2 separate regions of the Mus musculus genome follow, and region 2 is linked to region 1. Evidence: chromatin loops called from intact Hi-C (ENCODE). Cell type or tissue: left cerebral cortex. All regions are shown on one strand. Links, peaks and the distances in the headings refer to the core of each region. The heading gives the core; the rest is flanking DNA. Region 1 holds the start of Nr2c2 (nuclear receptor subfamily 2, group C, member 2). Region 2 holds the start of Mrps25 (mitochondrial ribosomal protein S25).

The links. Hi-C counts contacts between places; a loop is a spot of excess contacts. Peaks named below come from ENCODE experiments on the same cell type or tissue, not always from the same donor. Only the 100,000 strongest peaks of a DNase experiment are listed, where the experiment ranks them.
Region 2: it touches region 1 in a loop (4-fold over the local background); 15 of 42 quality-filtered maps call a loop at or near these places.

What each region holds. Positions count from the first base shown.
Region 1 is chr6:92,084,181-92,099,159 of GRCm38, forward strand. It overlaps Nr2c2 (nuclear receptor subfamily 2, group C, member 2), which reads left to right and starts at 8,253. Exons shown (of 15, transcript NM_001347342.1): 1 at 8,253-8,634. In left cerebral cortex, for the core only: a CTCF peak has its summit at 8,406; a DNase peak (open chromatin) is centred at 8,110; H3K4me3 peaks cover 2,160 bases; H3K27ac peaks cover 1,804 bases.
Region 2 is chr6:92,176,066-92,191,044 of GRCm38, forward strand. Mrps25 (mitochondrial ribosomal protein S25) reads right to left here and starts at 7,958. Exons shown (of 4, transcript NM_025578.4): 1 at 7,775-7,958; 2 at 2,645-2,751. The coding sequence starts at 7,908. It overlaps Rbsn (rabenosyn, RAB effector), which reads right to left. Exons shown (of 12, transcript NM_030081.3): 12 at 10,647-14,393. The coding sequence ends at 13,245. In left cerebral cortex, for the core only: CTCF peaks have their summits at 8,383 and 9,056 (motif pointing right); DNase peaks (open chromatin) are centred at 7,956 and 8,362; H3K4me3 peaks cover 1,606 bases; H3K27ac peaks cover 967 bases.

The sequences.
Region 1 (14,979 bases), core at 7,218-9,717:
TCTTCCAGTAAAAACTGCCCCCTTTTTTCCTGTCTGCACTGCGCTCTTAAGTAGCTTCCTTTTCCTCTCTCTTAGGTGAGTTGGGCATATCCTAGTCTGCCAAATCTTTGATTTGTCACTTTGTCTGCCACACAATTAGACATCGCTTTCAAACATTGCTGCTTCCTTCTGCAAACTACAAACACCTTCATTGTTGGTATTAAAGGTCTGTATTAAGGGCATGTCTGTATTCCAGCCAGAGGGATTAAAGGTGAGTGCTAAGGGCTGAGCACAACTAGAAACAGTATTCTCAGGAAGTAACACAATCTTGGGGTTTACAGTGTGATCAAATATCCTGCAGCATGCCAGCACCAGATTGGGACTGCTGAGACACCCAGTTTTGTAGACTGAACAACTACTACATCCTTGGCCTTTCCTTTGGGAGACAGCCATTGTTGGATACTCAGACCTGTAAGCCACTCTAGTAAATCCCACACATATATTCATTCGATGAGTACTTAGAGAACCCTGACTACTATAGTGCAATCTCCCAGTGTGGTGAGATTCTCTTCCTTCCTTTGAACTTGGAAAGGCCTTGGTGATGGCCCCAGGGAGAAGAAAACAGAGGAGATGATACGGAATGGAAGAAGCAAATACAGGAGGTGATAGGGAATAAAATTTCACTTTATTTTTTGTGACCTTACCCCCATGGGTGAACTGTGTGTGACGGAGCCACATGCAGAGTCCACATGGAGGTGTTCATACTGTTGGCATCAGCCAGACACAGGCGACTTCAGGTCCAACCATCACCTATCTGATTCTAAAGATTCAGATCGCAACTTGCTAGAAAGGCAACTCTTGGTTTCTAGGCCATATAATTTCGGTGTTGCACAGAAAGAACCAGAAAATGTGCATTTCTGGGCTCCCTTCCCAAAGAGGAAAGACAATGAATTAAAAACCCAGAAGATGACAGGAGGGGAGTGCAGAAAATAACTCATTTTTGGAAGAGCACTTCACACCACAGCAGCTGAGTTAGCAAGGGAGAAATATCAAGAGTGTATGCAGAGAAGGATACCAGGGGTTATACACAGGACACTGCCCATAGAGAAGCTCAGAATTGAGGCACATTGGAAGAGCAGGATGGACCCAAAGACAGGATTAGCTTCAGATCTGTAAGGAGATGCAGATCCCTGTCTCTTATGACACAGACAAGCAACTGAACTCCCACTAAGCAGCAACGTTTTTTTCTATGGAAAGAAAATATCAGGAGGCTGAAGACAAGGACACAGGGTTGCCTGGGACCTGGGATGCCTCATGCTCCACTAAAACTCCACTGCTAGAGCTGTACCACTTACAGAGGGACACTCCACTCCACTCTCAGCCCTTCTCGAGTTCCAACATCAAAGAAAGCAAAGTCACTTCGCAACAACCCTCGATCAACTTGAGAACTGGGGACCAAGGGCAGGTACATCTTTCTGAGAATGTAATCTATTTTTCCATTAGCATCTCAAGATTCATGCCTCTTCCAAAACAAGCTCTGTGGCTTTAAGGTATCTGAGCCAAATGCAACTTGAAATCCTGGTCCCCTCCATGGTCCAAGGCCTGGGAAGCTCAGGTCAAGGCAGTTCACTAGGGGCTATATTTCCAATATCCCTGTATTCCAGAGCCACCAAGTCACCTAGTGACATCAGTTTTCTTAATGAAAGGAGGGTATTCAAATTGAAGCTGTGATCTCCCCAAGTAGCCTTGATAGAGGCTGGCTCTGACAGAAACATGAAGGTGGGGACAGTTTTCTCAGAGTCCTCAAGAATAGAAACAACTATTAGTATGTGTTCTATCTGCCGACACCTGGTTTGGGGAAGTCATCCTCCCTGTGTTGGGCCCTGGCCTCTCCAGCTGTAAAAACAGGACAATATTATTTTCTTTACGAGACTGTTTTAAGATGATGTAGGGTAAACACACTGGGAACATGCAGTCTACTATTCAGACTGTCTGTTCTAAGTCCACGTTCTTAACAATAAGCCTAATGACATCTCCAGGAGCTTCATGTTTATTCTGCAAGCATGTAGTAATTATACAAGCAACATGAAGGGAACTCTGATGAAATGATTACCCCATAGTAAGAAGCATAAGCCATTACAGAAACACCAACATTCCTACATACTTATGAAAGGTAATTATTAAGCCTTTCCACTAAGAAAATACTGGCACTACTAGCTTTATGTTACAAAAACAGGGAAAGGATGTTCTTCCATGCTGGGGTCAGAATCTGGGATCCCTTACTTGCTAGGTAAGCTCCCTGTCACTCAGCTGCACTGTGGCCTGCAACTGATGTCTATACTATCACAAAAGTGGTATGTAAAAAGCAATGTCTACTTCTTAACATCAATTTAATTGACATTCAGTCAGTCAGGGTTTTCATTTAGATGTAGGTGTAAAATTACATTGGATTGTAAAAGTGATTATTCCACATTAAGCCCAAAGATGAAAACAACAGTTACATTTCCTATTCTTTTTTTTTTTTTTTCCTTGAGACAGGGTTTCTCTGTACAGCCCTGGCTGTCCTAGAACTCACTCTGGCTGACCTCGAACTCAGAAATCTGCCTGCCTCTGCCTCCGAGTGCTGGGATTAAAGGCGTGCGCCACCACGCCCGGTTTACATGTCCTATTCTTAAAGCTACAAATGAGTCAATCAGTCACTGACCACAAATTATATCGGTACCATGAAAAAGACCACTCACTCAGGGGACTTCCGAGTCAGAGACCCTTTCGCCCATAGAGCCCTGTGCAGGCAGCCAGAAGACCCAGACCATATCCCAGCTCAGGAGCATCACTGGACTGTGTTTCATTGAAGTCTTTGGTAAAGATGGGACATCGTGGAGGTTGTGTCACACACTGCTGTTGGAAAGCCACCAGATTTGCACTATACTATCATGGCTGAGAAATGGGACAGGGCCCACAGTGTGGGCCGACTTCCAGATAATCTTCATCCAAGGATGTGCAGGCTCACATATCACTCTCAAGAGCCCCAGTCCCTGTAACAGAACAATCTACTGAAATGGTCAGAATTAAAAAAAAAAAAAAGTCTTCAAAAACTACATTTTAAAAGGTTAAGCAATTTTGTTTTGGGTTGAGGATGTAGCTCAATTGGAAGGGTGCTTGCCTAGTATGCATTAAGCCCTGGGTTCCATTCTGTGCATATAGGTATAAATTTTTTCCAGTCTACTTTAATAAGGGTTCAACCACCCTCTAACCCACTATCCACCAGAGGTAGTGGAAAAGAAAGGTTTTTAGGATACAAAGGTTATTAGTAACCTTTTTAGAATAGTTCTTTGGGGGCAAGTCTAATCTTCTTTGTCAGGATATCAGCAGCTGTAGTCCAGTTGCAAACACCAGTACAAATCAGCAGCTGTAGTCCAGTCCATTCGGTAGACACCCCACACCAAGTTCAATCCAGAAGAAACCACAAGGCTTGCCAACCAGCCCAGGGCTGAGGCAGTGTCAAGAAGCCACAGGAACCTCACAAGAAGTTCTTTGGCAAGTCTCTCTTTATGGCATTACCACAAGCAGAGCTCAGCAATGCAATGTAAAGCAAACCAATACATGTGTGTTGTTAGCAAATAATAGTGAGACAGAATAAAGCAAACCAATTCTCAAGCTCCCACTGTCTGTGAGGTCATATCTCGACTTCCATCACTTGTCCTTTAATGTGTCTGCTTTAGCACATCTCTTCACCTGTGTGTTCCAACAAAACATCATTTGACATAACTGACTTTCCAAAAAACCCCCAGAAGTTACCACTTCATGTGCTGGCTAATTTTTATGCCTTCTTGACACAAGCTAGAGGGACCTCAATTGAGAAAATGCCTCCATAATATTGTGCAGTGGGGCACTTTCTTAATTAGTGAATGATGGGGGAGGGCAGAGTCCATTGGGATGGTGCCACCCCTAGGCTGGTGGTCCTGGGTTCTGTAAGAAAGCCGGCTTCAAACCATAAGGAACAAGCCAGGAAGCAGCACTCCTCCATGGATTTTGCATCAGCTCCTGCTTCCAGTTCTCCTTACCACCTCTGATGAGGAACTGTAATTTAGAAGTATAAGTAAAACCTTTCCTTCCCAAGTTGCTTTTGGTATTAGTGTTTCACCCCAGTAAGAGACCCTAAGACACATCCCAAGTACCACCTAAACTGGACAAGGTGGTGTATTCCTATATTTCAGAAATGGATCATCAGAAGTTCAAGGTGAGTTTTGAGGCCAACTTGGGCAATTTTGTTTGTTCTTTTCAGACAGTGGTTCTTTTTGTAGTGGTCCTGGAACTTACTTCATAGATCGAGCTGGCCTCGAGCTCAGAGATCTGCCTGTCTGTACCTACTGAGTCAGGGGAATCAAAGGTGTAGGATACCATACCTGGCTAACTTGAGCCACATTATCTGACCTTATACATTTTGGCAATGAGATCACTGACCTAAGCCTGGGACACATCATCTGTGGTGCTCAAACGAATTGCTTTGCCAACCCTATCAGGCTCTCCAGACAAAGTACCTGGAACAGCAGTCTAGCAAAGAATGCCTTCAGTGGCACTCAACACGTGGAGTCTCCCCAAGCACAGCTCTGTGAGAAGTGTGAGTGTGTGCGTGTGTGTGTCTGTTTTAAGTTATTATTTGTATTGTGCAAAAAAATATTTGATCTTGGGGATTCTGGCTGTGAATTTGATGCACGACAATTATGGTTAAAAACATTTTCTTGGTCTACAGAAGATCATTAATGTTTGGTGACCATATAGGTTGTAACAGTGGGTTGTTTATTTGTAGGTATTATCGTTAAATACAGGAACTGTTTTCAGGCACAGAATTTGAATTGTAAGTTAGGATGGACATTAGATGTGATTATGATGATCTAGGGAAGGTCTGCAGTCCTGAATCTGCAAATACGTGGTGAGAAATTAGAACAAACTGGAGACAGACTATCAGTACATGGACTCTGCCTAGTTGTGCTGGAAAAATACTTTGTCTCCAAGCCTTAAAATATCCTGTGGAGTCTGAGCTCACCTCATTCATACAGTCACGGAGCTCCCTGAACGCTGAACTTCTACAGGGAAAAGATCTCCCCTGGAGCAGAAGATCAGGGTGTCCTTGGAGCGTGTAACGAGTGCGGGGCTGGGCCAGGCTCACAGCACTGCTACCTGGGAGGAGCCGCTCACCTTTGCATCAGTTTCAACATAGAATCTGAACCCTTTGTCCAGGCTACCCTAAACTCTCCTGAGGTGTCCGTGTTCAACCCTTAGAGCTTGGTTTTGGCAATACCCTGCCTGAAGTTGCTTATTGGCTGTTCTTTGCCTTGGTCCCAAGGTTGTGAGCAGAAAACAGCCTCTGTTTTGAGGAGGTGGGATTTAAGTATATATTTATTTTTACTGTGACTTGTTCAGGACCACATTTTACAAAATGCCTTGTTTCATTTACTGTTGTTTTGGAAAGGAAAGTTTTATGAAAACTGTTTTAGTTTGAATATAGAATAGGTATATTAATTACGGCTTTATTTTGGAAAAATCTTGAGTTTTAATTCAAATGTTTGCTAATACCTTCCAAAGTAAGGTGATATCCAGAGACAGTTGCTGTGATCAGCTGGCTTGTGGACATTTCTGGGGTATTCACATTTGAAGATTCCTTATTAATGAATGTCTTTGACTTAAATCTAACCAAGAACTGCAACATTATTCTTTGTACATTTTCATTATATAGTGTTAACAAGCTTAGTTGCAAACGAATAAAATACTTAAGCTATTTGTTAAAAAAAAAAAAAAGAACAACCCACAGGTAAGCATATAACCTATATATTAAAATCCACCTTACATTGTGCCATTTTGTGTGTGACTCTAAAAAGGAGTAAGATGTTATAAAGTCTTCCTGACCCCTAGCTTCCAAACACTTGTTACCTGCTAACAATGTATCTGTGCGGTGCGCTAATGTGTTATTTTCAAGAGAAAAGTTGCTACAATTTTAAACATTTCATTTGAAAAGCTACTTAAGGTTACAGCAAATGCGGCCAACAGAAGCCAGGCTAACTTCACCGGTGAACCAGTAGCTTCAAGGAGCTCTGGTTTTCCTTACTGTGGTTACTTAAAGAGGGTTCCAGGTCCTGAGTCTAAGTGGCAGATCCAGAATATCAACTGAAGAAAAAGAAAACTATAAACCAAGATAAGTGCATTCATTATGATTTATTTTTAAAACGTGAGCAATTGTACTGTTCCTTCGAAAACCCCATCAACGTGAATTTTTACACTGTATTATTTAGCACTATAAACTTTAATTCTTGGAAAATTCTATTCCAGACCACTTCATATTTTCAAGGATTTTACAGTGAAAGGACTTATATATGGGCTACCTTAGGCATGTTACTGAGCTCTCCCGGGGCACACGTTCTATAAATGAGGAAAACTTCCTTGCCTCCTGTAGAGGCTCCTTTCAGCTACAGGGTCTGTAGGGCACAGAGATACATCCCTGCCCCCCCCCCCCCACTTTCCCAGGAGACAGGAAGGGGAGGGGACTGTGTTTAAAACACTTGCCACAAAATAGAAAGTCGATTAAGACTATGGGCATTGTTAGAGTCACCCTATTGTAAGCCTAAATGTCTACTGCAAAAATCTTGAAGCATTTATTTCTAATGAGCAAGAGGTGTGTGTGTGTGTGTGTAATTAGATGGTAGAGTATATCCAATCTACACAGCTCGGTGATCAAGGGGAGTGGGTGAACATTGCAGGCAGACACTCAGAGGGAAACGGCGGCACCTTCCCAAGCCCAATGAAGAAGTATAACCCGGAGGCTTTTCAGAATGCAATCAGTGCGTGCCAAAGCTGCTTTTCTCAAATCGCGAAGGAGAGGGGCACGGGACTGCACAAGTCTGGGCTCCAAGGCTAAGCACCTGTTTTAAAAATGGGCCTGGGGCATCTGCACACTTGCCTGGTCCGGCCAGAGGCATGCACATCCTCGGAGCTTTAAAACAGAAAGCTACCATCCATCCCAAGGAAGGTACCGGGAGCTCAGTGCACTCCCAGGACACCGCTCGCTTGCAACATCTCGGCGCGGCGCCAGGCAAGGGCCCGCTTCTCCAGCCTGCAAGCGGTGCCTACGGGATCGGCCGCACCTGCCCGGCCCAGGCCTGCGGGCCTCAGCTCCGGCGGCGGCCGCAGCGGCAGCGGCGGCGTTCCGGTGCGCGCGCGCGCTCAGCCAATCGCGTGCTCGCCCGCCCCCCGCCGCCGCGGTGAGGCTGGCGCCGGGAAGAGGAAGAGGAACATTCGCCCTCCTCCTCCCAGCGCGCGGGCGGCGGCGGCAGCGGCACCGGGGTCACGAACTCTGACCTTTCACTGACAAAAACAATAACAAAGCGCGGTCCCTCCGCGACCCCGGCGGTGCCAGGGCCCAGCCCGCCGCCCCGCTCCGCACCGGCCCGCCGCGGCGTCCCGGCCGCCCGAGCCCCCGGGCTCCTGCCCTCCGGCGCCTGCCCGGCCCGCGCCCTGCCCTCCTAGCCGGGGGCGCCGGCCGCAGACACGGGATCTGCTCCGCGGTTGTGGTGGCGCCCGACCCTGAGGTAAGAGCAAGCCCGCCGGGCCAAGCCGCGGCGCGGCGCGGCGCAGCGCGGCACGGCGGAGGAGGGCAGGCCTGCGCCGCCATGGAGGCCGCGGAGGCTGAACGCGGCCTTTTACCTTTGCCACGGGGCGGTGGCGGCGGCAGCAGCGGGCGCTTTGCATAGTGGGCCGGGCCGCACCCTTCCCTCCCCTCTCTTCCACTCCCCTCCCCTCCCGCGGCCGAGCCCGGCGAGCCGCTGTCCTGACCGGGCCGGCCGCGCGCCGCGGGGGCGGAGAGGGGGACTGTCCGCGGCCCCGCCTCACGCCTGGCCCTCCGCCAGCGCCGCCATCTTGTCCCCGCGGCGCCGGCCAGGCTCCCCTCGGCGCGCGCCCGGCCTGCCCGCTTCTTCCTGTGTTCCCCGCTCCTCACCCCAGCACTCCCCGCCTGCCGTTGGCTGCCACCCTGGCCCAACCGCCGTTTTTCCGGACTAGGAGGGTGGAAGGGGAGGGAGGGAGGCGTGGGCAGGGCACGACCTCCTGAGTGACGGCCGGGCTGGCCAATCGTTCCCCCTTATAGGAGGGCCACGGCCTGCGGCACCGCCCCCGGGGCTGTGCTGGTTGGTCCAGGTGGGAGAGGGAGGTCCCGGGGGCCGCTAGTGCGGGGTGTGAGGCCGGGCGGGCCAGCCTCTGAGGAACTTGGTGGGTCTCGGGCTGGGAAGCTGGTGATGCTTTTTGAACCCATGGCGCGGCCAGAAGGGAAGAGTTCGTCGGCACTTGGAGGCTCTCCGGGGTTCGCGCTTTCCTCACGACTCTGGACGGAGCCCCTCTGGCGGGCTCAATTTCAGTCCATGAAATTGGGACACCAGACGTTCTTGCCAAGCCTCGCCTCTCTCCTCAGCATTGTTTGAGGGACTGTTCTCTGAAAATGGAGTCCAAGCTACTCTGCCAGCCTCAAAAGTAATTTGCAAATGGTGGTGTTAGTTTTTTCGTCTTATTGTGGTGCTGGGGACGGCCCTGCCATTGAGTAACATCCCTAGTCCCAAAATGGTGATGTGGAAATATATAAGGAACCAACTGGAGTGGAAAACTTGTGAGGTGATTCTCTTTCCTACTTTCATTAAACACAGTTGTGCGTAGCTTTAGACACTAGGACACTACTTCCAGAGATTCAACTGACCTGGGCAAGGAGCCATTCTCCCCCCAGAATTTTGGATGCCGAGGGGATACAAAGGCTCAGAGAATGGTCAGAGAATGGAAGAAACTGGATGATGTGCTGAAGGAATCGTGAGGGCATTAATTTAATTGGATGGTGAGGAAGTCAGGCTTCACTGAATGTTTGAATAGATTTCAGGAAAAGAGCTGGGTTCTGGATAGCAAGCTTGAAGATGGGAAGGGAAGATTTTCCCACACTTTTTGTTGAGTAAATTGTTGCTGATACTATTGATAGCTAAGTGCTGCATATTTAATTGGTGCATTTTTACCCGAACTTGACAGTTGGGATAGCATGCCCAGCAATAAAATGTCCATTATACTAAGCAGGGAATTTGAATTGGACTTCAGTAGGCATTCTTTTAACATATTTATCTTTCCCAGAGATAAAATTGATTGATGCTATGAAGCTACTGAAAATCTCATTTATCAAAGTGGAAAACAAACTTTACAAAATATAATGTTAGCTTCCATTGGAAAGTCTGATGACTAAAATATTTGTGCATATAACATAGTAGGAAGGGCTGGCTAGCATGTAGGAAATCAAGTTTCATCCTTAGCACTGCATAAACTTATGTAGTGCTGCATATCTGTAATCCCAGTTACTGGGGCGGTGGAGGCAGATCAGAAGTTTCAGTGTCATTCTTGGCTACATAGAGTTTTAGGCCAGCCTGGGCTATAAGATCCGGTATCCAAAATAAAATATTTGAAATCAAACAATACCTTTTTAATAATATGAGCAGTCTCAGTTTTAATTCTTTCTTTGGATATCTCAAGAGACAGTGTAAGTTAAGCCAAGCAAACATTTCCAAAAAGAGATTGGAATAAGCTGTCCCAAAGTGACTTGCAGCCCAGTGAGTTCTACACTGTGGATTTTAAAGTTTTCCTGAATATTTATGAGGTGATAGAATCTTCATGAAATAAAGTGACAACCCCCTTTCCCACTCCCAAAGCATGATGGCTCTTCCTTTTGGGTTTTCTCTTTCCAAAAGCTGGAAATTTTAAAATCACAATACAGTTGATATTGTAATGATATCAGATCTTTTAAGGATGCAGACCCTTCTTTCAGGCACATGGGTGAGAAAGTGCCCTGATACCTTTAGTTTCTGATAACAGCAAGAATAGCCTAATCACAGGTTCAAGGCTGTTCAACCACAAAAGGGCGTTCTAATTGGAGACACAGCTATCAATCTGAAGCTGCAGTTTTCTCCAGTTATTTTGTATCGAAATCCTTGTCAGTCTGTAGTCAATCAAACTTTTAAGAGACCATCCAAGTATGGTGGTTGGCACAAGACTTTATCACACACAAGAGTTCTAGGCCAGCCAGGGCTACATAATGAGAATTCTGTGTTGGGATTGGGAGTAAGGTCTGTGTCAACAGTCTCTTCCCTTTATAAGAGGAATTCTAGGACTTTTTGAGGGTTTTTTTGTTTAGTTCTGTTGTTTTGTTTGAGAAGTTGTCTAGGTTGGCCTTTTAACCCTGGCCTCTAGTGATTTCCTGTGTTAGCCTCTGAGCAGCTGAGACTTTAGGCTGGTCTGTGCTACCATGCCTAGGTGGAGAAGTTTTTAATACCAAGCGACCTGGTATGATAGAAGGATCTTGGGTCATGGAGTCAGAAAAACTTGGTCCCAGAATCTTGATTAAGCAGTCTTTTTGAGGTTATACATTTGTAAGCTGGGGAAGAGGGAGCCAACACAAGGATGGAAGAGAGTGGGTGAGGATTTGCTGCAGTAACTGCAGACAAGAGAGGTGAGACTGGTGAGATAGCCTGTATCTTGCTTGAGGTTCACATTTGAGTATGTCTTTGAGTTCTCCTGTGTGCCATTTGCTCCAAAGGTTTGAAGTATCAGAGTGGACACCAAAAGGGATCATCTGTGAAGGGAGCTTAGCATCTCAAGGGGACTGAAGCCAATCTGGGCCACATAATGAGTTCCAGGCTTGCAACCCTGTCTTGAAAAACAGAATAGGAAATGGCCCTTGAAGCTCATCAAAACCAGCCTAGCCACCTGATATATATTCCCTACATTTTAGTTTGTCTTCCTTTATTGCTGACTATGAAAAGCTGATTTCCTTTTTTGGAGACAGGGTCTTATTATGTAGCCCTGGGTAGCCTGGAACTCTCAGAGATTCACTTGACTATGCCTCTTGAGTGCTGGGATCAAAGGTATATGTTGTTATATCTCACTTAATGGCTGACCTTTTCTTCTGTGTGTGATCATCATCTGAAATTCATGTTTCTGTGACACGCTATAGGAGATGGTTTTTTGGTCTTTGGAGGTTTAACTTGCCTAAAGGCTGACATTCTCTGTCATTCTTTGCTATCTTGTTGTTCCTTCCCCATAACCGTTGCAACTTTCTGTGAACTCTGGTAGCTAGGATACCTCTCCTGATTACTAAAAAGCTAATGTTGAAGCAGGAAAAGCTTTCTACCTAAAGGTATGACAGCCAGGGAACACTTTCAAGTGGCATAGCTCACAATGATGAGAAGGAGGTGTGTATAGGGGGAATTGAAGCCCAACTCAGTACATTGGCATGGGCATTGTTTAAGGGCATTGTTTAGCCAGGTTCATACCTTAGCATCTGGGCGTCTTGGAGAGATGAGAAATGAAATGTTAAGGACAGGAAATGAATAAGTTACTGCAGACTTTTATCTGGACTTGATGAGGCAGTCTTGGATTTTAGAAAGCATTATGTCAATGAAAGTCAGTTTCAGGGCAAAGTATGACTTATAGGCAATAGAAAGTACCCCCTCCATTATAATAATAAAAGACTTAAAACCCTTTAATAGGTGGTGACAGGATCTATTTTGTATTTACTGATCAGTAAATACAAATTCCTCTCTATTTACATTCTAACCCCAAAGGTTTTTGGAAATGTTAGAATGTAAATAGAGAGGAATTTCATTGCAAGATTATAATTTTCTCCAGTTTGGATTCATGGGAGATGTGAAAGAATGTGCTTGGGTCTGGAGCAAAGGGCAGCTCTTAGGAGAAATAAGGTTGGTGGTACTGGGCTCAAAGGTGAGAGCTCTCCAGAACCTTCCTTGTTTACCTTTACTGCTCTATGTAGTAAGAATCAGCTATGCAGGAGCTAAAAAAGGTTCCTACCAAGCTACCCATAGGTGCCCTTTACATTCTAGTACTGGCTGATTGGATGCCTCTTGAGAAACTGCTCAATGCTGGAATGCTTCAGTATGCATTTTCAGGGTCTTCTCTTCTACAGTGAATCTGATTGTGTACTAATGGAACATGCTAGAAATGACATTTATATTGCTCATGATCCTCTCTCCCACACCCCTATTTACAGTAACACAAGATTTACTAGGTTGATAAGATGAATACCTAGTAATTATTGTTTTACCAACGTGGAAAGCAGATGTCACAAGTGGTATTATATCAGTCCTCAGCTGAAAAGGCTGGTGACTAGAATATATATATTGACTCACTTAGTACAACTTTTAAGAAATGAGATTATTTTGTTTTTCTAGAGAGATATAAGATACTCCCTTATAGAATGTGTAATTGAACCGGGTGTAGTAGTGCATACTTGTGATCCTAGCTCTGCATCTTCTAGTGTGTGACAGGATCATGAATGAATGAAAGGTAGTGATCATACAATGAATAAGTACCACCTATTATAGTTAGCAACAAAGTAAGAGACGCTAAAATCTGGAGATATACAGAATGAGGGGCCTACTTCAGGTGGGAGGTGGGAGGATGGCAAGTTTGAGGTCAGTCTAGGCTACATAGTGAAATCCTATCTCAGAAAAGCAAAAACTAAAAAGTAAATGAAAATAAATAAAAGGGTTTAAAGTGGAAATCAGTGATAAAACTTACTTAGAAAGTAAGGCTTGGGCATGATGGCTTACACCATTGATCTCAGCAGAGACAGGTAGATAACTGAGTTAAAGACACGCCAGGGCAAGATCTCAGTTACCGTAAGGCATGAGTAAGACTATTTACAGAAACACTAGTATAAGAGCTCCAGACTAGAAACAAGCTGAACACCAGCTGTAAATGATCAAGTTATGGTGTAGTCATGTGTTAGAATCCTAGACCATAATGAAAATGGACTGCAGGAGAAGCTAAATACACATAAAGTATATTACTTATAGTTAAAAAAAACAAGCAAAAACTATCCTTGATAATAGATATTAGAAGAAAGGAAAGTTAATGATAACAGGGGAGGTGCTTTGGAGACTTCAGGCTGCTGGTACTGTTGTTTTCTGGTGTGAATACATATTCTGTTAGTAGACAGTCATCACAGTGTTTAGTTTGAGCACTTTTTGCATTTGCATGTTGTAGTTCAGTAAAATTATTACTTAAAACTGTTAAAAATTGCCAGGTGGTGGTGGTGGTGCATGCCTTTAGCCCTACCACTTGGGATTTGAGTTTGAGGTGAGGCTGGTCTACAGAGTTCCAGGACTACTACAGCCAGGGCTACACAGAGAAACCCTTGTCTCAAAACAACAATAACAAAAGTGTTAAAAATTATCCTCACTGTTCTACTTATTTTCTTTTTTTTTAAATATTTATTTATTTATTTATTATATGTAAGTACACACCAGAAGAGGGCATCAGATCTCATTATAGATGGTTGTGAGCCACCATGTGGTTTCTGGGATTTGAACTCAGGACCTCTGGAAGAGCAGTCACTGCTCTTAACCGCTGAGCCATCTCTCCAGGCCTCTACTTATTTTCTATCTTAACAATTTTGGTCAGTAAAGTCGCTATATAGCTAAAATATTAAAGAAATTGTCATGGTGGAGCTGGATTATAAAGTCCTGACTGCAGTACTGAAGTATGTAACACAGAGAAATTAGCAGTTGTTTAGTTATTAAATGTTCAACTGATACCCTGTTACTGTTTTTCTTCCTTGACTTTTTGTTTTTCTTGGAAAGTTATTTGAAGTGTAATGTGGTCTAGAGGTACTAGTGTAAGTTTTAAAGTCAGAGTGGTATGAGTTGGAATACTAGCACTTCATTAGCAGCTGGATCACTTTAAACATGTTTCCTGTGTGTCTGTTTTTCTGACTTCTTGTTGGAGCTTATGCATCATACTAAAGTGCTGAGAATCAAAACATACATCGTTTGACAGAACATGCCATAGGTGCCCAGAAGTCTGCCCTCCTTTTCCAATTGTCTACTCCTGGCTCATTCTAACAGAAACAGAATCAATATTATCATTATTACACTTAAGTCATTGGTAGGATGAAGCAGCAGTCTTCACACACACACAAACACCTGTAGTAGTTCCCCAGTAGCATAGGAACAACATGGCTGTGGAAGCTGCAGCTTTTCTACGATATTCATCTCCCGCCTCCCTCGGGAATGTTATTTTTCCTTTTTCTTTCTTTCTTTTTTTGTTTTGTTTTGTTTTGTTTTGTTTTCGAGACAGGGTTTCTCTGTGTAGCCTTGGCTGTCCTGGAACTCACTTTGTAGACCAGGCTAGACTCAAACTCAGAAATCCGCCTGCCTCTGCCTCCCAAGTGCTGGGATTAAAGGCATGCGCCACCATGCCTGGCTATTTCTCCTTTTTTCTTACTGGAAGAAGAAACTAATCTCCTTTGGATGGGCATGATGGGTAGGGAAGCACATGACCCAGAGGCTAAGTGATCATTTGAAGTCTTAAAAGCATCAGGATTTCGATAACTGGTTGTGGATTTAAGCTTGGCCTTAGAGCCCTAGAGGCATCTAAAGGGCATGTTTTCTACTGAAGAACATTGGTATTATATTAAACTTTGATTTTTTTCCCCCATGTCCTAATTCCAAATCCTAATTTGACATCAAATCTGTGGCTTTGTGTTTCTTATTTTATGTCATCTAGAGTTTTATTTTTCCACGAATATAAATAGGTTTCTACATGGGTCTTACCTAGGCCCTCTGTGCATATGTTATAGTTGTGTAACTTGGTCTTCTTGTGGGACTCCTCTAACAATGGGAGTGAGGGCTGTCTCTGATCCTTTTTGCTTGATTTTGACCCTTTCCCTCTTACTGGGTTGCCTCATCCAGCTTTAACATGAGAGGAGGTGACTAGTCTTATTGCAACTTGATATACCATGTTTGGTTGGTAACCCTGGAAGACCTACCCTTTTCAGAAGGGAAGTGGAGGAGGAATGAGGTTAGAGGTGTGAGGGGGAGACTGGAAAGGGAGGAGGGAAACTGTGGTTGGGATGAAATATATAAGAGAACAAATAAAATTTAAAAATGTAAAAAAAAAAGGTTTTTAACA
Region 2 (14,979 bases), core at 7,064-9,563, 92 kb after region 1:
GGGAGCTGGAATTACAGGCAGCTCTAATCTACAGCTACCTATAACCATAGAGACATGGTCAATAGCAAATGGGACAGAACCAAATACACTCTTCTATTTACAGGCAACTGTTTTCAGCAAAGATGGCAAGAAAATTTCAACTTAAGCTTTTTTATCAAACACTGGAACTGGCTACTCACATGCAAATAAACATTAGGAAAAAATTTAAAATAGACCAAAGACATATGTATCATATAATCTGTATTCATATGTGAAGGACAGAGTAAATCTGTGAAGTTGTTCACTGTCTCCAAGTGCAAGTCCTTTATACATATATACATATGTAACACAAGCACACTTTAGCTAAAATGTTTTATAAAACTTACAGAAGAATGTCGCTCATTAGACAGTGCTTGCCCCAAAACACCACCACCACTACAAGAGAAAATCTTAATGATCTTATTAAGGAGCAAATTTTTTTCAGGCATATTTAAAGTATGATCATAAAAAAAGGTCAGTACTTGAATTTTAAATTCCTTACTTTCTGTTGTAGGAAACACTGTAAGCCAAAAAGAGGAAGAACGGACTTAGAATGCACATGTATCTGATTAAGGACTTTCATCAGAGTATCTATGAATTCACAACCCTGCAAGATATCTGACTAAATGTTTGAGATAGTTTGCCACTTTAAAAATTAGAAATACAACAGTGAATGACACATTTAAAAAGTAATCAATATTACTAATTAAGAAAATACAATATTGCAGTGGCTAAAACTTTTAAGAGCAGACAACAAGGCCCTCATAAAGAGGCTGGTTAACTCAAGCTTAAACACTGTTTGTGAAGGGGCACAACACTCCTACTGCCTAGATCAAAGGTGTGGGTTCTACCACTTTCCCTGGCATCCTCAAATCTCCTTTTCAAGGTCTCAGCGCTTTAAACCTCATGCAGAGCTCATCGGTGGGCTGAGAGACTGACATAGTAGAAGATGCTCAGGGCTGGAGAGATGGCTCGGCAGTCAAGAGCACTAGTAGATGCTCTTTCCAAGGTCCTGAGTTCAAATCCCAGCAACCACATGGTGGCTCCCAACCATCTGTAATGAGATCTGACGCCCTCTCCTGGTGTGTCTGAAGACAGCTACAGTGTACTTAGATATAATGATAAATACATCTTAAAAAAACAAAAACAAAAAACCGATGCTCAGCTGCAATAAATCAACAGAAGCTTGGGTCCTCCAGGCTGGGAGTACTAACATTCAAGAAGCTGAAGCAGGAACCCAAAAGTTTGAGGTCAGCAATATAATGAAAGCCTGTTGCTAAAACGATGAACTGCGTGGGAGGGATATGGCCATGTGGTAAAGCACACACTCACCACCTGAAAGACCCTGGGTTCTGGCCTTAGATAATTATCCAAAAAAAAAAAAAAAAAAAAAAAAGTTTTTGCAAAAGAAATACCTGGCTCCTCCCAATCTTCCTTGCATTTGACTATGGTTCCCAGGAGCCAAGATGCAGTCCTGTGGTGTAATTGGTCTTTCCCATAAGGTACGGGGCTGGCAGAGGGACTACCAGCACAAGCAAATGGCTTTGCTATGTCATGGGCAGCTCCAATCCTAGATACCCACCAAGCTCCCAACCAGGGACAGGTCCTTTCTCCCACTGACTCTACTATCCAGAAATAGAAAAGGAATTTTCCCAAGAGATTCTTGTTTACATGAAATTTAGAGGCAAAGCAAGCAGGCATACAGTGGCCATATCAAATCCTAGCATTTGAGAGGGCCAGTCAGGACTACACAATCCCATCGCAAAAAGTCCTAACCTACTGTCCCTGAAGAAAGGGACTGAATGCCAAAGGGAAGTATCTTGGTTCTCACTATAGATCTGTTCTATGCCATGCAATGACTTCATTACATATCCAGGGCTTGCTGTGGCTCCAAACTGTAATACTGGCCTAGCAAGCACACAGAAGCCCTAAGAACACAAAATCCTATGACTGCCTTCCTTCACCACAGGACTTTGTTGACCATCTTGCTGCTTTTCTGTGTATTCTTCTCTCTCATACACAGAGCACCCCCCCCTCACTAAATACACAAAGAGCAGAGCTCTTTGCCCATGACTCCTTGACTGCCTAGCACCTGGCCCCAAACTGCCTCTCAGTGACATTGCATATGTGCCGCACACAATAGTGTGCTTTCTGTGGCACTTTCTACCTCTTATCCAGGAACCAGGAGTGCTAGTGCCTAGCATCAGAACAAGAAAGGAGAGCACCCACAAGACATGGTGGGAGCAAAAAAGAAGACTGTGCTCAGCACTGAGGGGTACTAGGTTCCTGAGAGCCAAATCCAGGCCTAAAGGCTATTTGGTTTGGGGGTTTTGCAGTGCAGTGCACTTTACCACTGAGCTATGGACACACATCTCCAGCAAAGGATCTGTTTTCATTCTGTAAGCTCACAGGCAAAGTGTGAAGACACAGTAGCACAGAGCAGCAAAGGAATGTGGGTAAACTGGACCACATGATAGGCAGAGGACAACTAGAGATGAGTTGAAGAAAGACAGGTGAAGGAGCTGGGTCTAGATCTCAGGAGCCACTGGGTAACTGGCAAGGGAAGCTAAGGCTACAGCTGCTTACAGCTGGAAAGGGACAGGTGGGTCTTCCTTGCCTCACTCACCTAGATAGAACCGCAGGAAGGGCGATGGCGTCATGTTCTTAAACATCATGATCTGCACCCAAGGATTCTTATACTGGATCTGAGGGATGTTGAAAAACACAAATTTCCTGCAAAAAGCAAGAAATGAACCCATGTTAACAGGTCTCTAGAAATGAACCCATGTGCGTCTCCATGTCTGATGCCAAGTAACTCCAGACTCCAACTCCAGCTTTGTTGACTGCAACTTCCTTCTTTCTCTTATACTGGTTCCACACCCTGTTGGCAGCTCTCCTTGGTAGGTATCCCACGACTCTGACATCTCCAATATCTTGGGGTCTACAATGCAATCTAGGCTCTAGCTTTATAGCTTCATACAATGGGCTCCCGGAAACCCCATGTAGAACTGTTCTCCCAAATGCCTGGCCTCAGTGGCTTTCCTTAGCTATGGAGGAAGGTTCCATAACCCCTTCCTGTATCCTTGACTAAATCTAGAACCGGAAGGTGTCAACTACTTCTGCTTGCTTGGTTGCCCCCCATCCGCACCCCTGCCAAGACTTGCATTTGCATAAGTTTTAACTGGCTAATGGTTTCTAAGCAGAAGAAATCCACCAGGCTTATCCCTTTCACAGGAACTGCTGCAGGATTAGCAGAGCGGTACCCCGACTTAAGGGTCAAGTACTAACTCCTTTATTCTATTACCATCAGGCCATTCTTTAAACTTTTTACCTCCCTGAGCATAGGAGTTGGCTCCATCATTACATTTCCTGGTGCTCTTTTTCTCCTCAAATTGTGCAATTTGTATTTCTCTTTGCCTGCCCTGTTCCTTTTCATTGTAGATCTGCAATAACCACCCAACAAAGTCAATACTATGCTGTCTTGAAATCTCCTCTGCCAATGCCATTAATACAAACCACTTCAAGTTAGCTTCTGGAAGATCTTTTGGACAAGGGCAAAATAATAGCCACATTCTTTGCCAAAATATCATAATGGTCTTTAGGCCAGCTGCTAATATTTTATTTCCTCTGACTCTCTTGAGCTGAGCCCCGACAGTCCACACCACCCTCATTATCACTGTCTTCCCTATTCCTGCTAGGATGGCTCAGTAGCCTCACTAAAGTGTTTGAATGCACTTCTAAGTCCAAAGTTCCAGTCTTCCACATTCCTTCAACAAACATGATCAGGTAATATTTCCAGTCCTTGGTACTTCTGTTTTTGTTACTGTTCTATTGGTGTGAGGAGACGCCATGACTAAGGGAATTTTTATAAAAAGAAAGCATTTAATTAGGGATTTGTCTACAGTTCAGAGAGTTGTTCCATTATCACGTAGGTGAGTTGGTGACAGGCAGACAGGCATAGTGCTGGAGTAGCTGAGAGCTTACATCTGATCTGCAAGGTGCAGGCTGAGCAAGAGGTACTGGGCCTAGCATGAGCTTTTGAAACCTCAAAGACCACCCTTAGCAACACACTTCCTCCAACGGGGCCATATCTCCTAATTCTTCTAATCCTCAAACAGTGCTACTCCTTGGTGACTAAGCATTCAAACATAATAACCTATTGGGGGCACTCATTCAAACCACCACACCATGTGACAGCTTTTTAGAAATGAACCTATGTAAATCTAATCCAAGAGTTTTCTCCCTGAAATTCTGTGCATGCCTTTTCCATGGAGAAAGTCTGGGACTTGACAAAAACTGTAAGAGGAACCTGCCTCCAAAAAAGTGAGAAAAAACAGGCATAGAAGACTGGTGTGTCCCCAATACTTGCACTTCTGTAAGTATCAGGACTCATGTCTAGTCACTGAGAAAAACAAACTAGTGCTCCCTCACAGAGTTCCTAGCACCAAGTCCAGAGTCCTGTGCAAACAGGGCTGCATCTCCATATGTGCAGTGGACAAGTTACTGAACGGCTCCTTAGCACAGTGTAGAAGAAATGGCAACAGGATAAGAGTGTTACACTATAGACATGGGGGGTGGGAGGTTGGCACACCTATAATCCTATACTCCCATGCCTCAGGCAGGAAGACGGGTGCTAATTCTGCTACAATAGCACAGTATACACATCAGTAAAACTGATTCTGTGCTATAGGAGTCGGTTAACTGCCTTATCCTGTCTGGCAATCAGTTGATGGCGAGAAGCTTTAAAGCTAGCAGAACACTAACTACATTCCCCTTTTTAGATCTCAGTACCTGAATGAGCCAAATGGAACAGAAAGTAAAGATACTGAGGTTCAGGCTGGAGTGTTCAGATCAGCATGGTGCACCAGGAGAGCCCTAGCTAAGTAAGTTCTAACACAACCGCAGCAGAGCGCCGCAGCAGAGCGTCTTCCTAGCATCCACCTCAGAACCACAAAGCAATAAAGCACACATAGCTGTCCACAACACAGAGCAAATCTAGGCCAATCTTGGCTCTGCATACTGTTCCCTCACCACCCTGAATCCATCTGCTATAAGGACTACCTGGCTATCTGGCTTCACAATGGGTTCAAATGGCTGGCAGGAAGTACCAGTGACAGGTAAAAGGCAGCTATTTCCTTTCCCGGCTCAGCCCTGGCATGTCCAGCCTGAAGGCTCCTGTGGCCAGACCCCTTGGTCCTCAGGCTCCAATGGACATTCCTAACCTCACTTGTCCTGCATGGGCTGGGGTCCATGCTATCCCTCACTCAACGTTTCTTTTCCCCATTTCTGTCCACACTTTTGTAAGCAATCCCTTAATTAAGGCTCCTCAAATGCCCTCACTCCAAGGCATCCTTGCTTCCTTCCTGTTCAATCTGCCCCACACCCACTGATCCATGGAACAGGACCTTAGCTTTCTATTTCTAGTCACATGACATGCAAGGACCAACTCTTTACCTCAATGATCATGCCAAGAGGTTCCTACACCACCAGTCCAGATTGAAGCATCTAAACTAATTCCAGGGATGAAACTGAGTCAGCAGAAAGGCAGCCTGAAACCACTCGAGACACTACCACAACTGGGACAGAATCTGCAATTAAAGTGCCAAAAATGAAGCGATTAAACACGGCTAACACAAGGATTTGTTAAAGCCAAGAAGGAAAATTAATCACACGTTCCCCTTTGGCTTGAAGTCACAGAAAATGAGTCTTCACAGTGTTTAAATTATCAGAGAACTCATGTTCTGACTGTTCAGAAGTGACCTTCGAGGGAGGATAGGCTGAACAGGATGCAGATGTGTGTACAGGCAGAGGCAACGGCCATGAGAACCATACTCCTCTTCCGCAGGGTCTAATACGTCAAAAGGGTGCTATTGAGATGGCTCAATCACTAAGGAGCTTATTATACATGCAAGACAACCAGACTCTGAGCTCCGGGATCCACTTAAAAAACAAACAAACAGGTAGGGGGTTATAGAGATGGCTCAGTGGTTAAGAGAACTTGTTGCTTTTGCAGAGGACTCAGGTTCAGTTCCCAGCACCCATATGGTGGCTCATAACCATCTGTAACTCTAATCCCATGGACACCAGGCACCAATGTGGTGCACATACATACATGGAGGTAAAACACTCACATATACATTTTTACAAGCAAGCCAGGTGTGGTGTCACACATCTTTAAACTCAGTAGTCAGGAAGCAGAGATAAGCAAGAAGATCTGTTGTTAGCTGGAAGCTAGCCTGGTTTATAAAGGAGTTCCAGGCCAGCTAGGCACACCGTGAGACCCTATCTCAATTAAAACTTAAGGAAGATTTTACTTGAGGTTGGAGAAATGGCCCAGCAATTAAGAGTGCTTACTGTTCTTCCAGAGGACCTGAGTTCAGTTCCCAGTACCCACATCAAGTGCCTCACAACCACTTGTAACTCCAGTGCCAGAGAATCCAACACCCTCTGGCTTCATGGGCACCTGCACACATATGGTGTAAATAAACTCTCATGACATACAAAACACACACACACAGAGAGAGACAGACAGACAGAGAGAGAGAGAGAGAGAGAGAGAGAGAGAGGTAAAAGGCCAGGTGTGAGCCCTTGCTTGCTGGCTCCAGGCTTACTGACCAGCCTAGCTGAATCCATGAAGCCCAGGCTGAGAGACCCTATTTCAAAAAGAAACCAAGTCAGCCAGCTCCTTAGAAACATTATCTTTGGTTGAATGCTAATGTATCCACACATACACAAACACAGGGTCGGGTGGGGTGGAGACCTTTAAGTAATTACATCAACACAAAACTTGAAAAAGTGAAAGAACTGCTTCTGGGGAGGAAACACTGCCCTGAAAGCTCCACAGCACACCACCCAAAAGCTTGAAGGCAGAACTTGTCAGCAAGTCTCTGTCTTCCCATCCCAAAGCACAGAGCCTTGTGCCCACAAACCAGATAGATATAGATGCACCTACTGGATCAAATGGGCACAAGGTCAGCACCTGTTGCACTCTGCCAGGCACTTTATTCTCCAGCAACCCCACACCACCACCAACACACTGATGTTGTGGTGTTCCGCCTAGGAAAAATGCTGTCAGAAGTTGAGAGAACTTGTGTGATCCCAAGGTCATACAACTAGTTAAGAGGCCTTTGCATATGCATAAACTCCTGACAAGTGGGGAGTAGAGCCCGAACCCTCTGGTCCACCGAGAGGGTTCCAGAGAGCCCTCACCCCAGCAGATCCCAGGCTAGCAAATCTTAGGTCTTGGGGGTCAACTTGACCAGAGAAAATGGCTTGAAGGCGGCTTCTGGCTCTCATGAAGTCAAGGTCTTTGCCACAGGGGCCACTCTCCACCTTGAAAATTATTCTCTTCTCTCTTTCTGATCCGTTCTACAAATCCACTTCTATCTACAGTCATGTTTATCCCGTACTGTGGAAAATCCCAGTACTGAACCCAGCGTTTTGGGCGCTCAATAAATGTGCAGTAAGTTCGGAAGGGTCCAAAGCATTGCTCAGAGATGATAAACGGGTCAATGAAACCTTTCATTCATCAAGTGTCCTAAGCAGCAGCAAGCCATGCTGTGCACAGGTGCGGAAACTTACTACTCCGCTCCCAAGGCGTTCCCCGCGCCACAGCCTCGCACAAGGGGCCAGCCTTCCAGCCGCAACCCATCCCTCCGGTGGAGGAGCACTCGGGTTTCTATCGGGGATCAGTCGGGATGCCCTCCACTGCCTCAGCTTCTTTCACTGAACCCCGAGGGCTGTGACCCACACTGACCTGGCGCCTTCGCCCAGTTCCCCATACGTGTTGTAGTTCACGGTCATGATCTTCACAGACTCCTTGAATACCACGTCCCCGCGACCCAGGTACTGCAGCGTACGGCGGATCGGGAAGCGACCCTTCATCGGCATGGTGGAAGTCAGGAACTCCTCAAGCCGCGGACCAGCGCGGCTCCGGGAATCTTGGGAGGCACTTCCCGGCGGCCAGCGCGGCCGCGGGGCAGCCTGGGACTCGTAGTTTGGGCCCGGGCTCGCAGCCGCCTCAGCGTTGGGAATCAACCTGTCGTTTTTGTCTTCACAGAAACCAATTATCTTCTCCCAAGATCTCCAGTTCTGAAGTGAAGAGCTTGACGGAAAAGTCGCTGTTGATTCAAAGGGAAAACTTATTTGCAAAGGAGGAAAGAGTGGCTTGCTCTGGCGCGTCAGGGTCTGCCTCAAAGGACTCTGCTTAGAGGAGGGGGTCGTTCGCTTGTTAAGAGTGGTTGTGACAGATATGACAAGTCAACAATCAACATGTCACTCTGCGCTGCATTTTTTTTTTTAGGATTTATTTTTACCTTACTGTTTTGCTTGTGTGTTGTGGCTGTGCACCACATACACGCAGTGCCCGCAGAGGCTGGAAGAGGGCGTTGGGTCCCCTGAAATTGACCTTACAGAGCTGTGAACTGCCATGTGGGACCTCTAAAAGAGCAGCAAGTGCACTGAACTGCTAAGCCATTTTTCCAGCCCCACTGTAATTTTTAATCGCTGTTTATGGCTGAAATTAATTTTTCTATAGGATTCTCAAGATTTTTTCCCTTTGTAATTATGTAAATTTTCAACTGACTTCCCAGGCTTCATAGATGAACTGTCTACTGATAAGCCCATTAGAGCATTTTTCATCTGTTAATCTTTTATTCTAGTATTTTTTTTTCAAAACTTAAGTGTTCTTTCCTCTGCTCAAATAATCCAACAATTCTAGACATGTCCTGTGCACACATGAAGGCTGGGGGAAAAGTGTCCTGCTGTGTTTCTGTTCTCTTAGTAAGCTCCAGCAATTGGGATTGTAACCCACACTTCTGGGGTTACAGGCACAGATGATCTCACCTAGATTTTTACATGGATCCTGGGATCAGAACTCAGACCCTCAAGTACTCTTACCCACCGAGCCATCTCCCCAGCTACCAAATTGTAAATTGTTTTAGTTTTTTTTTTTTTACTTTATGTCTATATTTTTTAAAAGATTTATTAATTTTATTTATGAGTACACTGTAGCTGTCTTCAGACACACCAGAAGAGGGCATCGGATTCCATTACAGATGGTTGTGAGCCACTATGTGGGTTCTGGGAATTGAACTCAGGACCTCTGGAAGAACAGTCAGTGCTCTAAACCACTGAGCCATCTCTCCAGCCCCTATGTATGAGTGTTTTGCCTGCATATATGTGAACACATCACTAATAAGCTTCAGCTATAACTACATGTCTGAAGAGGAAGGTAAGCTTCTAGAGCATACCCTTGAGAGTGCAGCAGGCGGCTGCAGGGTATCTAATCACACTGTGAGCCCCACAATGGTGTTACTTACTGGAAAAACCTTTTTTAGTTGTGGTATGGCTCAGTCTCAGCACACACCTTTAATCCAAGAGCTGCTTCAATACTGTAAACGGGATTAAATAAAGTCAACCGTAGATCAAGAGGAGGAACAGCCAATTAACAGGAAATGGACATAGGATTATTAAGAGAAAACCATTGACAGTAAGAGGGAGTCTTACTGTTAACTGTCCTCACTCACAGCCCAATAACAAAAACCAAAGTTACTACTGGTATTCCTACAAGTCATGGGTTCTGCTGCAGCCATCAGATCTTGGCTTACTCTGAACTCACCACTGCAGGTGCTGGGAGGAAACTGAGCCCTGCAAATCAGTTTCCTAATGGCTCCAAGAAAGGTTACTGGTTTTTCTTCAAGCCAGCTGCTGCTTGTAAGAAGACTGACAACTTCCGAAAGACGCTGCAACTGAAATCATTAAGTGATTAAGATCCTTAAGTGATTAAGATTCTGCTAGGCAAGGTTAAGAGCACTGACTGTTCTTTTAGAGGTCCTGAGTTCAATTCCCAGCAGCCACATGGTGGCTCACAACCACCTGTAACGGGATCTGATGCCCTCTTCTGGTGTGTCTGAGGACAGTGACAGTGTACTCAAATAAGTCTTTAAAAAAAAATTGTGCTAGGCTTCTGGGGAGGCTGCAGACCTTGAAGTTTCATCACAGAAGATGATACTGCATCCACAGGAGACACCCAGCAGCCCACATAAACAGCCTTGGGTCCCAAATCAGACAGACCTGGGCTCCAGGCCCAGATGAAGTCACTGTAGAAACCCATTTAGCCGCACCTAACTTCTTTCCAGATTGTTCAGCTGCTGTCTCTTTGGTCTATGTAATAGCTGAGCCCTTCCCTCTTCACCATTCCTGAGCCAACCCAAACCCACCTAAATACTGATGGCAAATGAGTTGTAAGTATCCAATCTGTTCTTTGTCAAACAACACAACACAGACCTGTTGGCAGAGCTGAGGTAAAGTGTGAAATGTACCAGTGCCTGGTGCAAATGCCAGCCCCAGGCTCCCTCACCCCTCCGAGCTTCAGTTTCTGGTGGGGATAGGACTGTAGAGTCGATGACCAGCCAGTCTAGCCTAACTGGAAAGCTTCAGGATGAGAAACCCTGCCTAAAAGGCGGATGGGTTTCCTAAGACTAATACCCAAGGTTGTCCTCTGGTCTCCACGTGCACATGCAAACATTCACTCACTCACACACACACACACCCCTCCATGTGCACATGCAAACATTCACACACACATTACAAAAAGGAAGTGAAGGGACGTTTTAAGCACACACAAGTCCAGCCATGAACATGTTATTTTTTTAATAAAAGCCTTACATAAATGATATTTTAATGTTTTTAATAAAAGCCTCTAATACAAGGCCCCAGTGTAGTGCATGCGCATCAATGACCATCTTGCTGACAGTCATCATGATTACCAGCACACCGAGCTCCTCTAGTCTGACCTCGTACCGAGGCCAATTCCACAATTTGAACCGCATGGCATAGCTACACAATATGGCTCATGATGACTTAGAAAGATGTTTTACTGTCTGACGACAAAGACATGATATGTGGTAAGTGCAGTGATGAGGCTCCAGTTCCTTAGTGTTGTTAGAAGGGAATAAGCAAGAAGCCTGTCCACTATGAACAGGACCTACACCTAAGGGATCTGCCAACACCGTATCAAGGACGTGCTCCATCCTTGGGAATCATCGAGTATTCACCCACGGTAAGAAGCTGGCACTGTGGTTCCCTCACAGGCCAAACCCCCTCTGCAAACCAACTCTGACCTGCATGCATTCTGGGAGCTGATCCAGACAAGGGGCAGACAAGTCTCTCGTGTTCTGTTGGACTTTCAGAATATGGTCAGCGAGGAATTCAATGAGAAACTCAGGAAACCCTCTGGGATCTGGGTTCACCCGGTTTAATAGTCAGTCAGTCTAAAAGCATTTGTTTTCTCCATGCTCTCAGTCAGACTGCTACCTGGGGTGAGTTCCAGAAAGAAGTACATTTAATAAGTCACTAGATAATTTTTTTCTCAATTTTTATTTTTGTTTATTTATTTATTTGTTTGTTTTTTGAGACAGGGTTTCTCTGTGTAGCCCTGGCTGTCCTGGAACTCACTCTGTAGACCAGGCTGGATTGGAACTCAGAAATTCCTGCCTCTACTTCCCAAGTGCTGGGATAAAAGTCATGTGCCACTACTGCCCATCGAGTCACTCACAGCTAATTAAGAAGCCCAGTCTTATAAGAAAAGCATTGTCTACAGTTGTACCACCCTGAACACCTGATTTGAGTCTGGAAAAGTAATGGTGGAAACCAGAATTTAGCTTCATTCTTGTGTTAGCACTGCCTCTTTGTCCATGACACAATAGCAGACCAAGCAGGGCAGATATGGTGGGCATGCCTGGAGCCTGGGCTTTAGAAAGAGGTAGCCTGCCCCAGGTAACATAAAATGCCAGGCTGCCTACCTTCCAGAACATCTTGACACCAACAGAGCTGGCAAATGGCTGGTAATCTACTAGCAGGCCAGTAAACACCTGTCAGCAGAACTCAAAGGGTTCATACGCTCCCTCCTTCTCCAGCCCTTCCCATAGCCCCATACAGGGCTCTCTATCCAGCCAAAGCCCCAACATGTACTAATGAACTGGGATTAAAGCTGCCAACATAGAGATCTTTGCACCCAGATAACATTCTTACCACCTAGATGGATCTTCACCAGAATGTGACAGAAGACTTTCAGCTTATACACCAGTAACCAACAAAAGGCATGGCCCAGAGAAAGCTGAGGGGAAAGTGACTAGTGGACAGTTATTGTCCATTAACTAAAGAGTATCATCACCAAAGAAATTACCCAGAGCTGAGCACACCAAGAACCTTACAAGGTCATCTGTCAATCGATCTGTTCCTGTAAACCAAAGTACTAAGCTACATAACTTCCCTTTCTGTTTTCTATCAAGAGTTCAAGTACTTCAGGGCTGTGGAATGGTCTCAGGCTGTGCCTCAAATATTTCCATTTCTCAGTACATCTTACCAGTTTCCCAGGTCAGGATAAACCACAAGGAAGAGGGCTGACTGGAGGGCCTTGAAGTTACTAGAATCATCCTGACTCAGAAGTGTTCCATCACCTGCTAATACTCCACAGAAGCTTCCCAGTCACAATTCCAAATCAACAGGCCCTTGAATGTGACCTGCAGAACGGTCATTCTACCAAAGACCTGGAAGGAGGTTCCCAGGGGATCAGACAGCTGCATAAGTAGAAACTTCTCCAAACCATAACATCCGCCAAAAAGTTGAACACTACTATCTCACAGTCAAGCTCACACTGACACCACCAGCCCACTACCCTCACACTTGGGAATTTTACTTCCTTTAACTGGGAGGGGACAACACTGGCAACATTCCTGCCATCCATAAAGAGGCCCTGGTCCCACTGGGCTTCACAGCAGTATCTCCCTAAGTGACGTGCTGAAAGGGAACAACCAAGTCAGGACAGACTTCTGCTAGAGCCCTGCCTATCCTGGCTACAGGAAGGGCCTGTCAAGGGCTGCCCTATAATACTGCATAATGACCAACAACAGTCCGCAGAAAATGAACTAAGAGGTGCCCATGAGCCATTTCTGCCTTGGCCCAACAGAGCTGTATCTTGAAAATAAAATGGTAAAGTCCCCTGAAAATGGAATACTTCATTAAAAAAAGAATACAGAAAAACCAGCACATGAATGCCGATTGTTTTTCCCGTTCTTGCTCAACTGTAGTGGAAATGTCTCAAAGTGCACAGCAAGAGACTACTGTTCCCACCCCAACCTGTGTGTGTTCAGATGCCTGCCCATCCCCACCTCACACTTGATATCCTGCTGCCCAAGACTCTGCCCAGTTCCTGCCCATTGCTGTCAATTAGGGGCCCCCTTCTGCTTAGCCAGGGTGCACTTCAGCTCCCGGAGGTTCTCCGTTAGAACCTCAACCTCGTCCATTCGCCCACACTGCTTGGCATCAAAGATGTAAGCCTTGATGTTGTCAATTTGCTGCAGGAGCAGCTCCTCCTCGATGTGTTCCTCGGCCTCCATGCCACTATCACTGTCCACCTCGAAGGGGTTGGTGGAGGGGCACTCTTCAAAAGGGTTTCCAGGGGCGGCTGGACTGGCAGGCCTGGGACCGTCATCCTCATCAAAAGGGTTGGGTGCTGGACTGTCTGGGTCGGTGAAGGGATTTCCTGCCCCCAACTCTGCCACCTCCTCTTCCTCAGCATCTTCCTCAAAAGGATTGTATTCTTTGGTGACAGCAGCTGGAGGGCCCAGGAAAGCCTCTACAGCAGCAGGGCTGATAGCACCCTCTGTAGGGCTGGAGAGGTCGTCTTCATCAAACGGGTTGAGTGAGGCCTTATCACTTTGCTGTGACATGGTGCTCTGAGGGAGTGTTTCCTGGCCAAGGGCTGGGGGCCCAGACCACAAGTGCATGGGTGCTAGAGCTGAGCCAGGTGTAAGGATATCAGGAGCTGTGCTGCTCTGAACTGGGGAGGAGTCCTGATCCAAGGAATAGGAGAGATCAATGTGAGGCCCTCGACTGGCCTCCAATTGGAAGGGTATAACTTCTCGGAGTTCTAGAACACGAGTCCGTGTTTGCAGGGATGCTGCCAGGAACTGCTCCTGTTCTCGTTCAAGCTCTCGCTTGCGGAGCATCTGTAGCTGCTCCCGCTGCAGCTCCTCCTCCTCGGCCTGCTTCCGGGACAGCTCAATGGCCTTCTCAGTCTGCTGCTGGTCATACTCATCCTGCAGCTGCCGCAGGTTCTCCTGAAGTGTGCGCACCTCATCTGTGCGGCCTGCAGCCTTGGCCTGCCTGATGAACGATGTAATGTTATAGATCTGCTGGAGGAGAGGGTCAGGATCTTCACTCTGTCCCTGACCTTCTGACAGTGGGAGCCAGCCCTCAGCCTTTCGCAAGGGGGGAGGGATGCCTCGAAGAGACCTCACGTCCCCATTGGCTGTATGAGATGCCAAACCACTCTGCCTTTCCTCAAGCTTCCGCCGTGACTCCAGAGCAGCCTGCAGAGACATTTCACATCACCAGGGTCACCATGGTCACCAGGCCAGCAGCCATCCCTGTCTGCTACCCTCTATGGTCTCAGCAACACTAAGATAATTCAACTGATGAAACACGGGCAGGCTTAGATTTTAAAAATAAGACAATATGAGTTGAAAAGATTCCTTCCCTCTTAGTTTCATCAGCTATACACTTTTCTTAAACTTCCAAAGACTGTCACCTATATCTCCATCAAGGCTAGAATTTCAGATAATACTAAAATATACATACTTTTTTTCTGTTTTCATTTGGGTTTTGTAGTGCTAGGGGTAGAACCCAGGGCCTCAAGCATGCCGAGCAAGTATTCTATCCCTGAAATTTAAAATAGCACCCTCATTTTCTTGTAAAAGGTATAGCCTCACTATGTAGTGCAAACAAGCTGGACTGGAACTTAAAATCTTCTTGTCTCAGCTTCTTGAGGGCTGGGATACAAGCGTGTACTACTGCACCTCTACTGTCTGTTTAACAGTTCGCATTCCAAGGTCTTCTCCTGAACTTTCCTGCAAGCCTAACAGAGGGAAAACTGCCAGTCCTTGTGGTGGTCTAGTC